Regions from separate parts of the Homo sapiens genome. Here region 1 is linked to region 2. Evidence: read pairs that join two places in POLR2A ChIA-PET (ENCODE). Cell type or tissue: Panc1. All regions are shown on one strand. Each heading gives the region's core, and the rest is flanking DNA. Links, peaks and the distances in the headings are about the cores only.

The links. ChIA-PET counts read pairs that join two places held together with the same protein. Peaks named below come from ENCODE experiments on the same cell type or tissue, not always from the same donor. Only the 100,000 strongest peaks of a DNase experiment are listed, where the experiment ranks them.
Region 1: POLR2A ChIA-PET joins it to region 2 with 21 read pairs; 2 of 35 experiments call an interaction of 5 or more read pairs at or near these places.

What each region holds. Positions count from the first base shown.
Region 1 is chr17:48,167,458-48,179,100 of GRCh38, reverse strand. It overlaps SKAP1 (src kinase associated phosphoprotein 1), which reads left to right. Exons shown (of 13, transcript NM_003726.4): 10 at 8,442-8,492. Among named protein-coding and RNA genes, the nearest start is that of MIR1203, 17 kb to the right of the region's middle. In Panc1, for the core only: no CTCF peak of the experiment used is centred there; no DNase peak of the experiment used is centred there.
Region 2 is chr17:48,725,550-48,734,146 of GRCh38, reverse strand. HOXB13 (homeobox B13) reads left to right here and starts at 5,397. Exons shown (of 2, transcript NM_006361.6): 1 at 5,397-6,154; 2 at 7,104-8,597. The coding sequence starts at 5,554. The coding sequence ends at 7,357. LOC105371811 (a long non-coding RNA gene) reads right to left here and starts at 1,164. Exons shown (of 3, transcript XR_934823.2): 1 at 1,025-1,164; 2 at 1-758. In Panc1, for the core only: no CTCF peak of the experiment used is centred there; no DNase peak of the experiment used is centred there; H3K4me3 peaks cover 2,224 bases; H3K27ac peaks cover 1,307 bases.

The sequences.
Region 1 (11,643 bases), core at 3,644-11,643, 560 kb after region 2:
CCTGAAGACAGGGCTGGTTGCTGAAAGCATCATCAGTAGGCAACTTGCATTTCAAGGCTTCCTAAGAAGAGCGTCCAACCCTCTCCACACTGCATTCATCTCTTCCTGGGGAAGAAGCTACGTCTTTGCTTCCTGAGTCAAGTGGCAGGACTGTGACCACATGTCCCTGCCCTGCTGGGGACTTCACCCACCCTCCAAGGAGAGCCTGCTTCTTCTCCTAGCACTTCCAGCCTCTACCAGTCCCGACTTCTCCAGCCTTTTTGTTGTGTTTTATTATGCAAATGATATCTTGGTTGAGGTCGAGCCATTTCTTGTGTCTGACGTTAAAAAAAATGATAATTTCCTCAGCAAGTCATCGTCGTTAATGAAGTTTTACAAAAACAGATACAACCAAAGGAAAATAAAATTTCACAGGTGATAAATTTTTCCAATTTCCCTGGCAGAATTCGATAGGATTGTTAAATTAAGAGTGAAGGTGTCTGTTAGAAAGCAACGAGCAGTGATGGGTAATTTTATAGAGTGGAAAATTGAATCAAATTGCTACATTAAAACACAGCTCCTCTGAGAATCTTCCCTTTCACAGTCGGCTCCATTGCAACAGCAGGGTGCAGAAATGGATCTAATTCACAATACTCCCTAAAAGGAGATGCATTCCCCAGCTTGGCCAGAATCTTCCTAGTGAGCTCACATTCTGCTCACTCCTGCCCAGGCTTGGGGAAATATCCGGGTGACACTCCACTTTGGGTTACAACTGTGGAAGAATGCTCTGGGAAAACCTCAGTGAACCTTCTCGGGTGGAAAGAAAGGGCCTTTTTCTGCACCATGTTTCGTTTTCAAAGGAGTCGGGGGGCGGGGGCTGATGCTTAGAGACACAGAGCAAAGGTGAATAAAGAGGAAGAGTCCTCAAAAAATAAGATGAGTTTGGGACTGTCACCTTACCCCAGGAGTGGGCAATGAAGGTATGATTGGCTTCCTAATGACCATCTTTCTCCTGCCTCCTAAACTCCTCCCCTTGGCCAATGCAGCACCGCCCAGAGTATCAGGGCATTTTTCCAAAATTTACACCAGCTGGTATGTTGGAGTGGCCCCAAGGGCATGAAGACTCATCTGTAGGTACATTTAACCTCTATCCACAACAGCTGCCCATTGGAAGTGAGGAAGGCCACACAGTAGGAAATCCAGGATCTCTTTCTGCAGGTTAGGGAAACAACAGCTAAACTGCACCTAGTTTCCAAAGGACAACACTGTACCCAGCCAACAGGTTCTTTCCCATAAGCCTCTATCCATCACAGTTCTTAGAGTCAGAGTTGGAGGTGGGATATATTGGCATTTAATTATGATATGAATATTTCAGCCACAAGTTTCCATCACCCAGCTTCCTGTCCACTCCACTTAGCTGTTGCTTCTGAACTTGCTGTTTGAATTTTGCATAGTGCCACACCTGGAGAAATTAAGAAGGGAATGTGAGGGGGCCTAACACTGTCTCCTTTCTGCTGCCCTCTCATAAGACCATCTACCAAGCAGCGGCACATGAGACAGCAATGGTATCCTAGGCACAGATACTAGCTCTAAATCAGGATGGATTTGCTCTGCCACCTGCTAGCTGTGAGATCTTGAGCAAGTTACTTGCCCTCTCTGTCTGATTGTATTACCTGCAAAACAGGGAAAACAATAGTAGCTGTCTCAGATGGATGTGCTGAGGAGTCTGGAACTGACATGTGTAAAGTTCTTAGCACAGAACCCTGGCAAACAATGGCATACAGTGAGTACTCAGTAAATGCTGGCTGTTATTAATGTGATGGTGTTTAAACAGGAAGTGTTACCTCCTTGAAGAACTGGGGATGGTTAGGTCCCTGCCCTCTCGAACCAGACCTGAGACAGTCCAGTTGGTTATTTCCAGCTATGTGTATGGAGCAGGTGAAACTGAAAATCCTGAGCAGATGGAATGTGGAGTGCACCTTCTGCTCAGGCCCATTTTGACTACGAGGCCAGGTGCTGGGTGGAGGGACAGCCTACAGTAACATTGGATTGTGCTAACATTGCATACCCATCAAGAGTCAAATGATGTGGGCCTCTAACATTTGTTTCCTTATAATAGGTAAATGTGCTTTGTGGAGGATATTTAACATTGACGGTTCTGCTAATCCTCCCTTTTGGGATGGGGCCCACACAAGCCCACACTGTCTCTATAGGGAAAGCCATGTAAGTGAGACCTTCCTTCCAGAGTATAATTTAGATGGGCTTCCTAATAGGGAGAAAAGTGTATGTAATACATACCAAGTCAATAAAAAATGTTTTTTTGTAATCAAAATAACGCATGGGTCATCACATTAAACTCACTCCATCACATTAATCATGGGATAATTAGCATTTGCTATGTGGCTAGCACTCTTCTCCCCTTGAGGGAAAACCAGAGCCCTCAAGGTTTTCAGCCAGGCCACAAAAACGTTAGTCCTGGAAAATATGGTTTCAAGGTTGGTATCTGGTGGAATTTCTGAACATCCGTGTTGAGCATATGTGGGCCCTTGATTTTTTTAGGATCTCATTTGCAGTAGATTAAACTGCAGGGAACTACCACAAAGAAATGCTAAAGCAATATGTAGAAAATGGAGGCTTTTCTGAGCCCTCTCTCACCACCACCACCACCACCACCGAAGTTATTTTACAGGCCAGCATAGGCCCAGCTCCATGATTCAAGATTCCATAAAAGGACAACTTTTGTCAGGTTTCGCTTTGTCTGAGGTCTCAAGGCTGGGATCCAGCAAGACGTCTGAGACCATTGAAGTGCTGTAACTGGGGCCTTGTAGCAGCTGCAATGGCAACGGAATCTGGCTGTGTTCTCTAGAGAGATTTCAGAAGAGCAAATGGAAAGAGAGATGACGAGCCATCTTTGGGAATTTCTGTGCACATTCCAATGCTGCCCACACTGCCCCAGGGTGTTATTATAAACCTAGAAACCAGATTGCTTTAAAATAAAGCATATAACTGAGTTTTTAAAATTTTGAGTCAAATGGAAACAAGCATTCTGTGGAATTATTTTTCCCCCTGTACAGTTGTTCAGACCCACAGGAAGGGGGAACAGTGAAGATAAGAAGTCTAAGGAAATGAAACAAAATAGAGACCAAAAATACAAAGTTTATGAAGAAAGAGCATCAGGGAAGAGTCAACACCAACATCAGGCCTCCTCTGAACTTCTGGCCTTTTCTCTGTCTTACTCCCATGCCCACTGAGCCCCAGCCACACAGTGCTGCTTGGCCAGCACCAAAACTAGAATCATGTTGTTTCTTCTACCTAGACCATCCCCCTGATCTCAGCCTGTGAAATCATACACATTCTGCTCAAATATGTCTCCTCAGTGACACCTTCCCAGATACTCAACTGGAATTAAGCTTTGTTTTAGCCCTCACCAGTGATTTGTATTCAGGTCTTTCTCCCCAGTTAGTAGATGCTTAGGTATTATTTGTGAAGTTAAATTCAGTGCATTCCAAGTGTTGCAGTTAGCACAAATTGAGTTTAATATCTTATACATCAAGCCCATATCACTGAAATAGGATGCGAATATTTTGAGCTAACAGTTGAGATAACCAAATACACAACAGAGAATTAAATGTGTTATTAGCATCTTGCTTGTATTTTGCATGTTGTCTGATGAGGTGCTATACATCCGTGGATTTATAACATATCTGTGCATGCGGGGGAGCAGTTTATTTCTACTTTTCTGCATGTCCCCTTTGCACCTTGAGTCTATCTGTATTTCTGTTGCATCTGTCACCACAGCACCTTGACATCTGGTTGCACATTTACACAGTTGGCATTTTTTGAAGCTTTTATCACTTTCTTTATTTGGGGAAGTAACTGATTTCCCCTCTTTCTGATTTAGTCATTTTTTTCTAATGTTATTCTTTCTGATATCAGTGTAGCCAATGTCAGAGGAGTGTCAGAGCAGCACTTCAGAAAATAGCCAGGTGTCATGAGAAGCTGCTGGCTCCTCTCTGTCCCTCTGAGGTGGATTCAGTGTCCTATTCCTCTCAGCCTCTCATTAGTGTCCCTGACATTGTGCCAAGAATGTTTATTGAAATCGACTCTCCAGATACTGATGCTCATTTGTGATGCCCCATGGTTCTCTTACATGTTCACACAGTTAACAGAATCTTCTTCAACTGTTTTCCCAATTGAGATGAGATATTTGGGGATCAAGTAGAGCATTTAATGTGATAAGTGGACAGTAATCTTTAGAGGTTAATTTGTTTAAAACCTATGTAAGGTTGGGGTCCCATATGCCCTGTTAGGAGCAAGGACCATTATAATCCATTACTGTTTAAAGTTGAGCTAGCACATAAATTTTAATTCACTCTTAAATGAAGATGTATTTCAGTAGACATAATGCTGAAATGCCTAATAATATTCTTATAAAGAAATTCAACAAGCTCTTTAGCCTAAAAAATATTTTTCAAAATAGTCTCTTAAAATTAAAGTGTCACATTAAAGATTAATAAAAATGAGAACTTTAGCTATTTAACCCACCCCTTCTTGTGAGCAACAAGACTTTTTTTCTGTTGCCATATAATAGTTGTCTTTGACTCTGGGGTTGCAAAGACACCTGTTCAGTTTCATGGAAAGATCTGAGATAACTTGTATGCCTATTTGTATTGTGCCCTCTGAACCTAGGGAGGTGTCTAGGGGTGTAATTTTCACAACCAGCTGTGAATGGTGTTTTCCTTCACTATGTGACAGTGCCCCCTACCCAGTCTTCCAAAGACCCCAGAGGCATAGCGCCAAGCCCATCAATGGGAAGGCTTCTTGATTTGAGCCTACTTTCAGCCACCTGGGAAGGACGGTGTTAGATAAAACAGATGTGGGGATTGGAGCTTCCCCGTTTACATCCATCATCGTAGAGCTTAGTAATGGCGGTGAATGATATAAAAGCTCTATAGCCAATGTTTTTTTTTTCTTTCTAGTTGATTCCAAAAGTGCAGTGGAAATCAAGAGTAACTGGTCTGGAACTGAACTGCATAGAACACATTTCTATTGTTCCATCTTTGTATTATGACTAGATTAAGTGCTGTTGCCCAAAAGAATAAAGGAATTAAGTTTTAGTTTTCATTTTTATCATTGCAAATACATTTACATTCTCCTATTTTACAAATGCAAAGAGCAGGCAAGCCACTTTCAATAATTTATTTTAAAATCAATGCTAATGAGGTTATGTCTCGTCAGTGGCCGAGTTTTACAATAAAGTCTGATTTATTTAGAAAAGATCTTTGGTGAAGCTTCCCATCTAATGGTGGTGGGAAGGAGGTGGAGTAGCAGCACTGTGACCCTCCAACTTCGGATCCAATTTGTAATTCACAGTGGAGATCTGACCCAATTTACATTGATTAGAATTGGGAGGAAGAGACAGCTGCGCACAGACAGCAGAGGTAGAATAAACCTCTGCAAAAGTGCCTAAGCACAGCAAATTATTGGTCTTTGTGATGGAGTTGTTTGATATCAACAAAAGAGCTGCTCTCTGTCCAAATTATTGGGTATCTCTAAAACTGAGGTTGTACCAACTTTTCCTCTAATGTTTCCAATCCTAAAATTAGTCCCATGTCAAAAAAGAAATGCATCATAGCTGAGAAAGGAAGGAAGTGGACGAGTAACGAGAAGACAATGTGCAAAGAATGTTTAATGTGGTTTATTTCAGCATGATCTGTTTCCTATATTTGATTTCACTCCTCCATTAGCTTAGGTTGTTTTATTCCTCGTGGTAGGGTTGAGGGAGCACTACAGGTGTCAAGTAGAACATTCTCTGCTGCTAGATCATACATGGCTATAAGAACTGTTGAGTCAAAGTGCTCCTTTTCCCATACTATATTGTAGGGCATATATATATATATTTTATTTCCCAGAGTATCCGTCCTTTTTTTTTTTTAGAGACAAGGTCTCGCTCTGTTGCCCAGGCCCAGGCTGGACTGCAGTAGCGCAATCATGGCTTACTGCAGCCTCAAACTCTTGGGCTCAGGCAATCCTCTTGCTTCAGTCTCCCAAGTAGCTGGAACTACAGGTGTGCATCACTGTGCCTAGCTAATTTTTATTTTTATTTTTTATAGAGACAGGGTCTTGCTCTGTTGTCTATGCTGGTGTCTAACTCTTGGGCTCAAGTGATCCTCCCATCTCAGCCTACCAGAGTGCTGGGATTACAGGCATGAGCCACCACACCTGGCCATATCAGTCTCTTTCTTACTTGAAATCAATTACTCCTTTAATGCTTTATAGTATTCTAATATATTTTTATGCTGCTCCTTCTTACCTATGAGCTTGGAGCTTACTTCCCCAGTTTGGCATACCGGAACTCATATTGCCCTATAAACATTACATTTAAAAAAAGAAAGAGAAATGTCAAAGTTTCATTTAGTGGCAAAACTATGGAGAAGCAAGACAAGCAAATGTCATTAAGACTCAGGAGAAAGGAAAGTAAATGTGGCCAGGAGGAGCTGAGTATTCAGCCCTCAAAACATTGCTTACTATACCCTATCTACTGTGCATATGTGTGTATATATGTGTGAGTGAGAGAGTGGGAAAAGAGCATGGTGGTAGTGAAAAGAATAACGAGTGTATTTTTCTTCACTTTGCCCCATGTATAAAATAGCTAAATATGATTCTGGTACACATATTTACATTATAAGGGTCCAATTCCTATTTTATCGGGTAATGTGACGAGATGAAACCGGTTAATGGGAGTAAGAAACTTAGGCCAATTATGTTATGACTTTGACCGTATAAACATTTGACTGGAGTTAGACACTGGCATTGAGTTAGAACCCATTGTGAATCTACGGCAATTAATTAAAAGACCATTCCAGCTACCCTCAGGAGCTTATACTCTAATGAACAAGACATGCTGAATAAAAACAGTAAAAAGATAACTACAAGCCCCAAGTACTAGGAACATAAAATTATGTACATGACCAGCCTCCATTACAGCTGAACAAAGATGGATACATTAAGGATTAAGGACTAATTAATCAAAGAGGGTTTTTTGTTTTTTGTTTTTTCCCCAGGACAGAGTCTTGCTCTGTCACCCAGGCTGGAGTGCAGTGGCACAATCTCGGCTCACTGCAACCTCTGCCTCCTGGATTCAAGCAATTCTCTTGCCTCAGCCTCCTGAGTAGCCGGGGTTACAGGCGCCCGCCACAGGCCCAGCTGATTTTTGTATTTTTAGCACAGACGGGGTTTCACCATGTTGACCAGGCTGGTCTCCAACTCCTGACCTCATGATCTGCCCGCCTCGGCCTCCCAAAGTGTTGGGATTACAGGCATGAGCCACCGCACCCAGCCAATCACAGAGGGTTGTTCACACACACACACACACACACACACACACTCTAACATCCTAACTCTAGAATGCTTAAAACTAGAGAGAATGCTTGCATAGAGATAATAATTTTGAAGAGAATTCCAGAGGGAAGGAGAAATGGAGTTTGAGGAAAAGGATTAGGATTCTGGTGATAGACATCTAAATAATCCAATGGACTGGAAGCTCCACAAGGGCAGGAACTCTGACAGTCTTGTTTATTGCTTGTCCCCAGTTCCTAGTGCAATGTCTTGCATGTAATGAGCACTTCAACATGCTTATGAATAAATGAAAGGGAAGGGAAGGAGAGGGCCAGTTTGAAGGTGACAAATTAATATTTTTTTTAAGAACACAGTAATTGCCAGGCACGGTGGCTCACGCCTGTAATCCCAGCACTTTGGGAGGCCAAGGTGGGCGGATCATCTGAGGTCAGGAGTTTGAGACCAGCCTGATCAACATGGAGAAACCCCATCTTCACTAAAGATACAAAATTAGCTGGGCATGGTGCTGTGAGCCTGTAATCCCAGCTACTCGGGAGGCTGAGCTACTCGGGAAGAATAGCTTGAACCCGGAAGGTGGAGGTTGCAGTGAGTCAAGATCACACCATTGCACTCCAGCCTGGGCAACAAAGAGTGAAACTCTGCCTAAAAAAAAAAAAAAAAAAAAAAAAACAACAGTAATTAAACTTTCCTTAAAGAAGAGAGTATGATGAGCTCAGAGAAAGGGGACCTTTCCGTATAAGGAACATGAGACTGACTGGCTGGACGCAGTAGCTCACACCTGTAATCCCAATACCTTGGGAGGCCAAGGAGGGTGGATCACCTGATGCCAGGAGTTCAAGACCAACCTGGCCAACATAGTGAAACCCCATCTCTACTAAAAATACAAAAATTAGGCGTGGTGGTGGGCACCTGTACTCCTAGCTCCTCAGGGGGCTGAGGCAGGAGAATCCCTTGAACCCCAGACGTGGAATTTGCAGTGAACCGAAAATCGTTCCACTGCACTTCAGCCTAGACAACAGAGCAAGACTCTATCTCGAAAAAAAAAAAAAAGAACATGAGACTGTGAACCACTAATTGCTAATACTGATCATTTATCCCCCCAGATGAAGAGCATGATCTAGAAGAGGATGAGAGTGGCACTCGACGAAAAGGAGGTATAAGAGCTTCTAAATGCACAGGCACTGGGTAGGACATTATGGGCTTCTGATTAGAGAAAGCACCTTTCTCTGAGACTACAAAAATTACTGAACTCAATAATTAAGAGGGTACCTGTGTGTGAACCCCAAAGCCCTAAATAAAGTGACTGGGTAGGGAAATACCTAAACTTTAAAAGCAGCCATACATTCACTTTAATTAATGTTCCCAGAACAGCCAAGATTTATCCTAGAGCGGGTGGGAAGCCAAACCAGACATTTATTTTTTCCTATCAATATTTCTTATATCAGTACAGTGAAAATAGAATTGCCTCATCTCTAAGAGATCAGAGGATTGAGAATGGAAAGAATGGAAATGTCTCCTCTCTGAGAGGCCCGGAGATTGCAAGTTCAGAGGGGAATGGAAATGTGTCAGATCTGAAAAGTGAACACAGGGTGAAAGATAAAATTCCTTGGTGATGCTGACTTCTGATAGCCTGGTTTGATTCCAGGCACATTTGGAAATGAATATGTAACAGGTTTGTTGAATATAAAATTACATCTTATTCATCCCAGACTGTTAACCATGCTTCAGGCTGTTAGTGAGCCCATCCTTTCTAAGGTCAGATGCCCCTCTGAAGCCTCCTTAAGTGGACCAAGGACCTATTCCATGGTTGTCAGTAAAGGAATGCTGCACATTGCAAGGGCCACCTCAAGGACATTCGTTCCGTCGGCAGAGCCCTAATCATGACTGATTTAGATACTGGCTGATATTTTTCTTAGGGAGTCTATGAAAATCTTAAGCCTAGGAATTCTTGCCCTCTTTCCCTCCCTGCTCCTTCTCCATTATCTAGCCCTGTCTTTTCCTATTCTCCTCTCTCCTTTCCTTGTGCTTTTTCTTCTCTCCTTATCCATCCAGCAAAACCCCCATTTCTAGGTTCATTCTCTACAGAAAGTGAATACTTAAAAGGTTCAGGACCCAACTTCCTAAGGGTCCAGCTTCTCCCAGGGAAGAGAAGAGACAACGAAGATGCAGCCTCAGAAGTCATGCGCCAAAGCAGGAGAGAAAGAAAGCAGTGGAGGCGGGTGTGATGCACGGATGTGAGTGTAGCTGCAAGTACCTCATGATAGTGAACACATGTGATTAGGTCCATTCTGAAACCTATTTCCTTCTGTTGTCTACTTACTGTACAGAATTCCAAATGAAAATCTGTTCTGACCCGCCCATGTTCCACATATATCTTTTCTCAACCAACTTCCATCACCAGTGCAGAAAAGAAACACTTCATGTGGACAGCTTGGGTGGAGTAACTGTAAGCTTCCTATGGCCAATTTCATATTAAACTCCATTCAGAAAGCATTGATCTTTTAGCAAAGTCTAGAATCCAGTTTCAGACTCCTCCCTCATCTCATTTCCTCCTTCCACCTCTTTCTCTAAGGTTATATCTGGGAGGTGAGAGGAGATTTATTTCTTAACTGTTCCTACAGCTATAATTCAAGTAGGTTTAAAAAAAAAAAAACCTTTTGTTCCTCATGCTTCCTGCCTCCAAAATAAGTGTTGTTAAAGTATAGCAAGCTCTGAATATGTTTCTATGGTTTACACTTCCCACCAGTTATAATGATTGGTGACTTAGTGATTAAAAAACAGGAGGACTTTTTGCTCTCTCTGCAGAATCTGAGGCAGGAATTTTTATTATTTGTGTTTACTTATTTATCGATTGATTTTATATACTGCCTTTTCTCCAAAGGCGCTATAGAAATGGTGAAAAATACATAAATCCAAATGTCATCATTTAGTTTTGTAACAATAAAAGATAGAGGTCTGGGGGAAGGGCAGGCAGCCCCAGTGAAGGCATTTAAAAGGCAGGGAGCTCTAGGACAGTGTGAATTCCTATGTCATAGACAAGCTACACAAGTTTGGGCTACTTAGTTTTTCTCAGGTGTGTGTTTTTTTGTTTGTTTGTTTGTTTTTTGAGATGAAGTCTCGCTCTGTTGTCCAGGCTGGAGTGCAATGGCGCTATCTCCGCTCACTGCAACCTCTGCCTCCCAGGTTCAAGTGATTCTTCTGCCTCAGCTTCCCGAGTAGCTGGGATCACAGGCACGTGCCACCACGCCTGGCTAATTTTTGTACTTTTAGTAGAGACAGGGTTTCACCATGCTGGCCAGGCTGGTCTGGAACTCCTGACCTCAGGGGATCCGACCGTCTTGGCCTCCCAAAGTGCTGGGATTACAGGCATGAGCCACCACGCCCAGCCTTTTCTCAGGTGTTAACATGCTTTTGGGGAGAAAAATATATATAAGCAAGTTGACCTTTCCCTTCTTCCTTTTTTCCCAAAAGATGCTATGGCTAGCAGAGTTACTTTTAAAATCCAAGTACTTTTCTCCAACCTCGATGGATCCTGTTCCTTGAATGCTGTGCTTTTTTCTCTGATGGAATTGCTAACATTCTGAAGGCCTAACTAGATCTTATCAGAATAGGGGGGAAGGGATTCGGTTCATCCTTATTGAGTGTTAATGACCCTGTAAGATGTAATTTCTTTTATTTCATTCTGTTACCTAGAAAATCTATCACAGCCTTGTAGTATTGATTGCTCAATCTATAAAGAGCTCAGTTTACAGCATGACTGTTAGTAACAGGGTTATTTTAATGAGTGACTCTTCAACACCTCAGAGTTTCACTAAATTCCAACCCATCAGCCCAGTAGTCTAACATTAAGGGTCTTAGGTAATGAGAACTTATCACCTTTCCCTATCATGAAAAGGTAACCTCCAGGTAACCAAAAATAAAACTTCCTCTGTGTTCGTTTTTTATAGAAATTACTGGCCATTTGTTTGCATGTGCTATGTCAAATAAAAAGCAACCCTGGAGGCACAAATCATCCTTAGATACATAAAATCCCTGACCAAGGAAAACCTGAAACAGACCCCTCCCACCCGTACCTCCTTCAGTCTGCCCCCAACCCCAACTCTGAAATTGTGGAAAAACTAAGCCAAAAGGAGACACAGACCACACTATTGTGGTCTTATAAGCAAATGATTGCTTTTAGGAGGGCCAAAAAATGGTTGCTTATACCATTCCATCTCTGAGGCCCCCTTCTCACTTTAGTGCGCGCCAATAGAGTGAACTACTACATGAAAGAAACAAAGGGAAACCACAGAGGTGTTTGCAGCT
Region 2 (8,597 bases), core at 598-8,597:
GCCAAGCGCAGGCTCCGGCCGCTGAGAGCTATAGCCCCGCAGGCCCTTTCCAGACTTCAGAGAAGAACAATGGAAAAACTGGGCGAGAGCGCTGCAAAGGAAAAACGTGTGTGGCGGGCGGAGGAAGGGAAGTAAAACGGAGATGAGAGAAAGAAAAAAGAAATAGAGAAGAGAGAGGAAAAAAAAGGAAGGAGGAAGGAAAAATGAGAAAACTGAAGAAGGAAAAATGAGGAAGAAAAAGCAAACAAAGAGAAAAATAGTGTAAGTGAGATGAAAGATAGGGAGAAAAGTACTAAAGGGAAAATGAAGATAGAGCAAGGGGTGGGTGGCGGAGCCAGAGAGTGAGCAATAACAAGAAAAGGAAAGAAAGAAATCAAGAAAGAACACACAAAAAGCAAGATAACTGAAATGGAAGGAAGCAAAGGCGGTGAGAAAAACACAAATATAAAAAGAAAAGAAGATACCAAGCCTAAGACAGAGGAGAGAAAATGCAGACGGAAGGAAAAGATGAAAAGAGGAAGGAAAGAAAAGAGCACACCTCAATTAGGCCATTTTCATAAAATCGAGAGGAGCCGGGCGACCCCAAGCAGTTCAGCCAGACCTGCGCGGCCGGCGGGACCGTGGAGCCAACCTTTCGGGAGAGGGGAGCGTCGCGCTGCAGAGAAATCCTCTCTATTCATCACCACCGACCTGACGGCCGCCATCGTCGCCGCCACAGAGTTTGCTCCAGTTGGGAGAACGAAGGCAGCGGGCGCTCACTTTACAAAAAAATAAAACGTAGTTTAGCAAATGCCCACTAGTGCGACGGGTGGGCGCCTCCCGCCCCCACCCCTCGTTGGCGGGTCCCTAGCCTGGGTGGGGGCGGGAGCTGACACCGAGGTGCCAAGTCCCCGTTGCCGGAACCCCCGGGGGCGCGGCGGCCGCGCTCAAAGGCCGGGCTGTAAAGGTCACAGGCTGTCTGTGGGGCCGAGCTGAATGGGCTCCTGGAGGTAAACAGACTCTTAACTTTCAACTTGGCCTTTACCTTCCTGGAGGTGTCTGGCGGGTATGTAAAGGAGCACGCTGAGGCTTTCAGCGCTTTTGGCTGGGTCAGTAAAGAAAGCTGGGGGAGGCTCCGGGCTCCCGGAGGGTCTGCCAGGAGGCTCCCAGCAGGACACAAAGGCATCTGTGGGGTTAGGGGAAGGCCAGGCTCAGCCCAGTCAGTCTGGAAGATCAGGACGCCTGGGTTGTGCAGGGACTTCCCCGCTGAACCCATGTAGAGCCCCAGGGAGGACTTGGAGGCTCTGAGCCTCAGTTTCCCGATGCGAGAACTATGTAGCTTACGCAGGGCTGAGGGGGCAAGTGAGAAGTGACTGACACTCTTTAGGGCAACTGTCCTTTTCAGGTAAAAGCAGGTTGCTTGTAATTCATTAGAAACAGAAACACATGGAGGAATACAAATAGAGCTCATATTTATTCAGATTGTGAAATGCTTTTATGTGCAAAATCTCATTATATCATCACAGTATGTGAGGAAAGAATTATTATCCATATTTTACAGATAAGGAGACTTAATCTTACTTTACCTGATGCCGGTTGAGATCTATGATAGGTCATGGGCAGATGCACACACATACCTATGTACAGGAAATAGGGGCACATACCCAAGTGTTAATAAATATGAGATCCAAAGCTGGGTGTGGTGGCTCATGCCTGTAATCCCAGCGCATTGGGAGGCCAAGACAGGGGGATCACTTGAGGCCAGGAGTTCGAAACCAGTCTGACCAACACAGCAAAACCCTGTCTCTACTAAAAATATAGAAAATTAGCTGGGCCATAGTGGCACACACCTGTAATCCCAGCTACTCAGGAGGCTGAGGCATGAGAATCACTTGAACCTGGGAGGCGGAGGTTGCAGTGAGCTGAGATTGTACAATTGCACTCCAGCCTGGGTGACAGAGTGAGACTCTGTCTCAAAATAAATGAAATGAAATGAAAGAAAAATGAGATCCAGAACTGTTCCCTGGGATCTAGCAGATGCTAAATAAATTGTAAAGCAAATAAAACAAGCACTATAGAATTTATTTGTATTGAAATGTATCCATTTACAGGAGGGTCTCCAGCACAGCTGGTGACCTTCACTCCCGCCAAGTTTAAGTTAACCATCTCTGCATTCCACAACACTGCAGTTACATGCACTTGGCTACTTATTTCAATGAACATGGATAAGAATGCTATACATCCAAAAGCACAGTTTCAGGAAGTGTTGCAATGAATTAAAAAAATTTTTGTTTTTAATTATTTTCCTTAACATTTGAGATATAGCTGATATGCAATAAAGTGCAGAAATACCAAGTGTATAGCTTGATGAATTTTCACAGTGAACAAAGTCTTGTAACTAGCAGACAGATTGAGATGGAGACTATTTCCAGCACCCCAGAAGGCTTCTTTATGTCCTTTTCCAGTCAGGAGACCTCTCCCCATGCCAATCTCTATTCTGACCTCTATCACTATACCATAATTTTGCTTGTCATTGAACTGCATAGAAATGTAGAAACTGAATCATACAAAAGTTACTCTTTTGTGTCTGGCTTCTTTCATCCACATATCTGTGATTCATCAATGTTGTGTGTAGTAGTGGTTTATTCTTTTTCAAATGGCTGTGTAGTACTTCATTGTATAATTATACTGTGCTTTCTTTATTCATGCTACTGCTGATAGACTTTTGGGTTGTTTCTAGTTTTGAGCTACTATATTTTGATTTCATTATGAGATGGGGTATCCCTATTATCCCTATTACCCCTGTTGCCCAGGCTGGTTTTTTTTTTTTTTTTTTTTTTTTTTTTTTTTTTTGAGATGGAGTCTTGCTCTGTCACCCAGGCTGGAGTGCAGTGGCACGATCTCGGCTCACTGCAAACTCTGCCTTCCAAATTCAAGCGATTCTCCTGCCTCAGCCTCCTGAGTAGCTGGGGTTATAGGTGTCCACCACCACAATTGGCTTTTTTTTTTTTTTTTTTTGTAGTTTTAGTATAGAGAGAGTTTCACCATGTTAGCCAGTCTGGTCTCGAACTCCTGACCTCAAGTGATCCACCTGCCTTGGCCTCCCAAAGTGCTGGGATTACAGACCTGAGCCACTGTGCCTGGCCCCAGGCTAGTCTTGAACACCGGGGCTCAAGCGATCTTCCCACCTCCACTAGGATTAGTAGCTAGGATTACAGGCGTGCGCTGCCATGGGTGGCTTTGAGCAACTACAGATAAAGCTGCTGTGGACCTACTAGTACATGACTTTTGATGGATATAAAGGTTCATTTCTGTTGGGTTTATGCCCAGGAATGGAATTGCTGGGTCATAGGGCATGACTATGACTATTATTATTTTTTAAATTTAGGGATCTATTAATGCCTCTACTGTACAAGGATGAATAAATGTGCATGTGTGGGTGTTTGCCTAGTGGAAACTAAAACTGTGGACATGCCCTACATATCTATCATCTACCAAGTAAAAATTGGTGAAAAATTCTTAGTCTTTAGGTAAAAGTCTGGATATTTCTGCAGTTCATAATTAGACAAGCAAGAAACTCTGGTGAGAAACTGGAAAGCACTGAAGAGACATCTCCTCCCTTTTCTTCCATATTGTTTTCAAATGCGATCTAGTGAAGATTTCGTGCTTGGTGTCTTCAATTATAGCAATGCTCATTAGGAGTGATGTACACTACTGCCTGTGGGCCCTTTCCCACAAAGTGGCTCAAGTTCAAGGTCAGGTTGGTGAGAGGCTATGATTGAGTCTGCCCAGAGTTTAGGGTAAGCCATTCCATATAATTGTCAAGACCCTCGTGTAGAATGGAAACATTCCTGTCTTCTCCAGAAAAACTGGGAGTTCTAGAAAAAGCAGACAGAAGGATTTGATTTGGGAGGGGTAGTAAAGGAAGCGGAAAACCTCTAAAGACAGATTTGTGAAACAAACCGTTTGATTCTTCTGAATTGCACTGCACATTAGGCCCCAACAGAGGGGCCTCAAGCAATTCTGCCAGTGGCTGGGGTTTCCCCTTCCATTCCCTTTTCCTTGTAAGGAAGTTTAAAGCTTGCAGGAGGCAGATAGGGGTCTTGGGCTTTCTGGGTACTCAGCTTGTGTGGGAGTATGCCAGTATCAGGGACAGTTTCCTGGGCCCCTTGCAGACCATAGGGAGAGGACTGCAGGGCAGGGAGACTGGCATCTCCACACAGGCGTCTGTATTCTTGGGGTCCAGAACTCCCGCAGCTGGTTTCTGGCAGTCAGCCAGGCTTGGCTTCCTCAGACTTCTTTAGATCCCAAAAAAGGGGGAAAGTGCCTCTCTTCTTTCTCTTTTCTGACTGACACTTCAGGATTTTACAAGATTTTGTCCCATCCGCTCTGTCAGCTTCTCTCTTTCCCTCTTTGTGTTGCTGTCCCTGAGTCTCATCTCTCCCTCTCCCCGTCCCTCCCTCAAGTCCTGTGGGTCTCCGTCCCTCCGTATGTCTTTACTTAAAGGGAAATCCAGACCCTTCCACAGGCCACTCTAGAGGCTCCATTTCCCCTTCAGGTCCGGAAGTGGAGTGTCCTGGGTTCCATCCAGATCGCATGTCTTCTACGTCTACGTTCGTGTCTCCCGCCTCTTCCCTCAGCCTCACCCGAATCAGGGCCTCCAGAGCATTCTGGGCAGTAGCGAGTCCCTGGGTAAGGGGCGTCCAGGGCACCTCCCTGGGGCCCGGAGCAGCTCATTCCAGGACATCTGGGACAGGAAGGGTACCGGGAATGAACTGGGGTGCTAGTACCCAGGACCCAAAGCCAGGGGCTGCCAGAAATACCTATTAACCCCCATTTCCCAGCCTCCTCTTACACAGGCGCATTCCCGGGTTCTCCTCTGAGGCCGGGAGCGGCCTCCCAGCCCCACCCCCGACTCCCCTTCCCCCCCAGGAGATGGACACTTTATAGAGAGAGCTTTTTATTCTCTCGTTAAACCTGTCAAAGCGCAGGAGACAGAAAGCTAGGGAGGGAGAGGAGGAGAAGGAGGTGGGGCCCGGCTCCTCGTCCCCTCTTCCTCCGCCCACCACGCCTCCCCTCCCCCCGGACGTGTAAATGAGACTCTGCAAACTGGAAAGCAGCGAAAGGACACCTCCTTCCTTTTCTCTCTTGTTGTTTTTAAGTGGAATGAGAGAGAGAGGAGTGGAGAGGGAAAAGAAGAGAGAGAGGGAGAAGAGAGAGAGGAGAGAAAGAGCGAGAGAGCGAGAGAGAGAGACAGAGACAGAGAGAGAGAGAGAGAGAGAGAGAGAGAGAAAGAGAGAGAGAGAGAGAGAGAATAAGCTGGGGTAAAGTATTTTCGCAGTTTCTGCCTTTAGGATTTTATTAGCTTCTCTCCCCCAGGCCGCAGCCAATCAGCGCGCGTGCCCGGGCCCCTGCGTCTCTTGCGTCAAGACGGCCGTGCTGAGCGAATGCAGGCGACTTGCGAGCTGGGAGCGATTTAAAACGCTTTGGATTCCCCCGGCCTGGGTGGGGAGAGCGAGCTGGGTGCCCCCTAGATTCCCCGCCCCCGCACCTCATGAGCCGACCCTCGGCTCCATGGAGCCCGGCAATTATGCCACCTTGGATGGAGCCAAGGATATCGAAGGCTTGCTGGGAGCGGGAGGGGGGCGGAATCTGGTCGCCCACTCCCCTCTGACCAGCCACCCAGCGGCGCCTACGCTGATGCCTGCTGTCAACTATGCCCCCTTGGATCTGCCAGGCTCGGCGGAGCCGCCAAAGCAATGCCACCCATGCCCTGGGGTGCCCCAGGGGACGTCCCCAGCTCCCGTGCCTTATGGTTACTTTGGAGGCGGGTACTACTCCTGCCGAGTGTCCCGGAGCTCGCTGAAACCCTGTGCCCAGGCAGCCACCCTGGCCGCGTACCCCGCGGAGACTCCCACGGCCGGGGAAGAGTACCCCAGCCGCCCCACTGAGTTTGCCTTCTATCCGGGATATCCGGGAACCTACCAGCCTATGGCCAGTTACCTGGACGTGTCTGTGGTGCAGACTCTGGGTGCTCCTGGAGAACCGCGACATGACTCCCTGTTGCCTGTGGACAGTTACCAGTCTTGGGCTCTCGCTGGTGGCTGGAACAGCCAGATGTGTTGCCAGGGAGAACAGAACCCACCAGGTCCCTTTTGGAAGGCAGCATTTGCAGGTACCTCTATTACCCTGGGTCCCCTTGTCTCTGAGCCTGGGGTTGTGGGTCCCAATGGCATTTCCCTGGGAGGAGGAGGAGGGAGACTTGGAGCTGGTGAGGATGAGCTTGGTGCTCCTCCCTTGGTTATTAGGACTCTGAAGGAGGTCTGAGTAGCTGGAGGGCCTGGATGGAGGTCAGTGTGAGGGGCCTGAGCTGGGTGCTATCTGAAGCCTGAAGGCCACCTCACTTCTCCAGGAGGCCCTGGGACCAGCCTTTCAACATGTCTGAGAGGTTTAGATCTCTTTGCTGTTGAGTGGGGATCAGGGTGTCCCTACCCAGCACAATTCCAAACTAATTCTACACAAAAGCTAAATAACTCTCAATTCGGTGCGTGGGGAGTGGGTGTGGGAGATGGGTAAAAAGGTATTGGATGTACTGTAGAGAATACAACCTCTCACTTTCTATTAGATGAGTTTTCCAATTTCCAAAGAAAAATTTAGGTTTCCTGCAGCCGTGACATATGTGTGTGCACTGGGATGGGTTAATGTGTGTGTGTGTGTGTGTATGCGCATGTATTGGGAGTGGGGGCAGAAACGTGTTTCCAGAATTTGCCTGTAGAATCTAAAAGAGTGGCCAAGAGTCTGGAAATGCATGAAGACTGGACGTATGTGATGGTGGGCAAAGGCCTGACTGTGTGTGGTGTGTGGGTATGTTTGCAGATTCGCGGGTGTGAGAGCAGTGATGGGTGAGGGTGGCCTTCAGGAGCCAAGGCTGAGCGGTGGTGAGAGAACAAGCCGGAAGCCAGGGTGCTGTCCTGGTATGCTTTGGAGGAACAGGATTGCACGTGCGCCTGTAGGGTGACCTGTGTGCACCTGTGAGATGACTTAGCTTGGGGCTTGCAAGGCCTGGGTCTGCATGGGTGGGTATCTGACCATGCCTTTTCCTCCCTCCCTTTCACGCCGCGCAGACTCCAGCGGGCAGCACCCTCCTGACGCCTGCGCCTTTCGTCGCGGCCGCAAGAAACGCATTCCGTACAGCAAGGGGCAGTTGCGGGAGCTGGAGCGGGAGTATGCGGCTAACAAGTTCATCACCAAGGACAAGAGGCGCAAGATCTCGGCAGCCACCAGCCTCTCGGAGCGCCAGATTACCATCTGGTTTCAGAACCGCCGGGTCAAAGAGAAGAAGGTTCTCGCCAAGGTGAAGAACAGCGCTACCCCTTAAGAGATCTCCTTGCCTGGGTGGGAGGAGCGAAAGTGGGGGTGTCCTGGGGAGACCAGGAACCTGCCAAGCCCAGGCTGGGGCCAAGGACTCTGCTGAGAGGCCCCTAGAGACAACACCCTTCCCAGGCCACTGGCTGCTGGACTGTTCCTCAGGAGCGGCCTGGGTACCCAGTATGTGCAGGGAGACGGAACCCCATGTGACAGCCCACTCCACCAGGGTTCCCAAAGAACCTGGCCCAGTCATAATCATTCATCCTGACAGTGGCAATAATCACGATAACCAGTACTAGCTGCCATGATCGTTAGCCTCATATTTTCTATCTAGAGCTCTGTAGAGCACTTTAGAAACCGCTTTCATGAATTGAGCTAATTATGAATAAATTTGGAAGGCGATCCCTTTGCAGGGAAGCTTTCTCTCAGACCCCCTTCCATTACACCTCTCACCCTGGTAACAGCAGGAAGACTGAGGAGAGGGGAACGGGCAGATTCGTTGTGTGGCTGTGATGTCCGTTTAGCATTTTTCTCAGCTGACAGCTGGGTAGGTGGACAATTGTAGAGGCTGTCTCTTCCTCCCTCCTTGTCCACCCCATAGGGTGTACCCACTGGTCTTGGAAGCACCCATCCTTAATACGATGATTTTTCTGTCGTGTGAAAATGAAGCCAGCAGGCTGCCCCTAGTCAGTCCTTCCTTCCAGAGAAAAAGAGATTTGAGAAAGTGCCTGGGTAATTCACCATTAATTTCCTCCCCCAAACTCTCTGAGTCTTCCCTTAATATTTCTGGTGGTTCTGACCAAAGCAGGTCATGGTTTGTTGAGCATTTGGGATCCCAGTGAAGTAGATGTTTGTAGCCTTGCATACTTAGCCCTTCCCAGGCACAAACGGAGTGGCAGAGTGGTGCCAACCCTGTTTTCCCAGTCCACGTAGACAGATTCACAGTGCGGAATTCTGGAAGCTGGAGACAGACGGGCTCTTTGCAGAGCCGGGACTCTGAGAGGGACATGAGGGCCTCTGCCTCTGTGTTCATTCTCTGATGTCCTGTACCTGGGCTCAGTGCCCGGTGGGACTCATCTCCTGGCCGCGCAGCAAAGCCAGCGGGTTCGTGCTGGTCCTTCCTGCACCTTAGGCTGGGGGTGGGGGGCCTGCCGGCGCATTCTCCACGATTGAGCGCACAGGCCTGAAGTCTGGACAACCCGCAGAACCGAAGCTCCGAGCAGCGGGTCGGTGGCGAGTAGTGGGGTCGG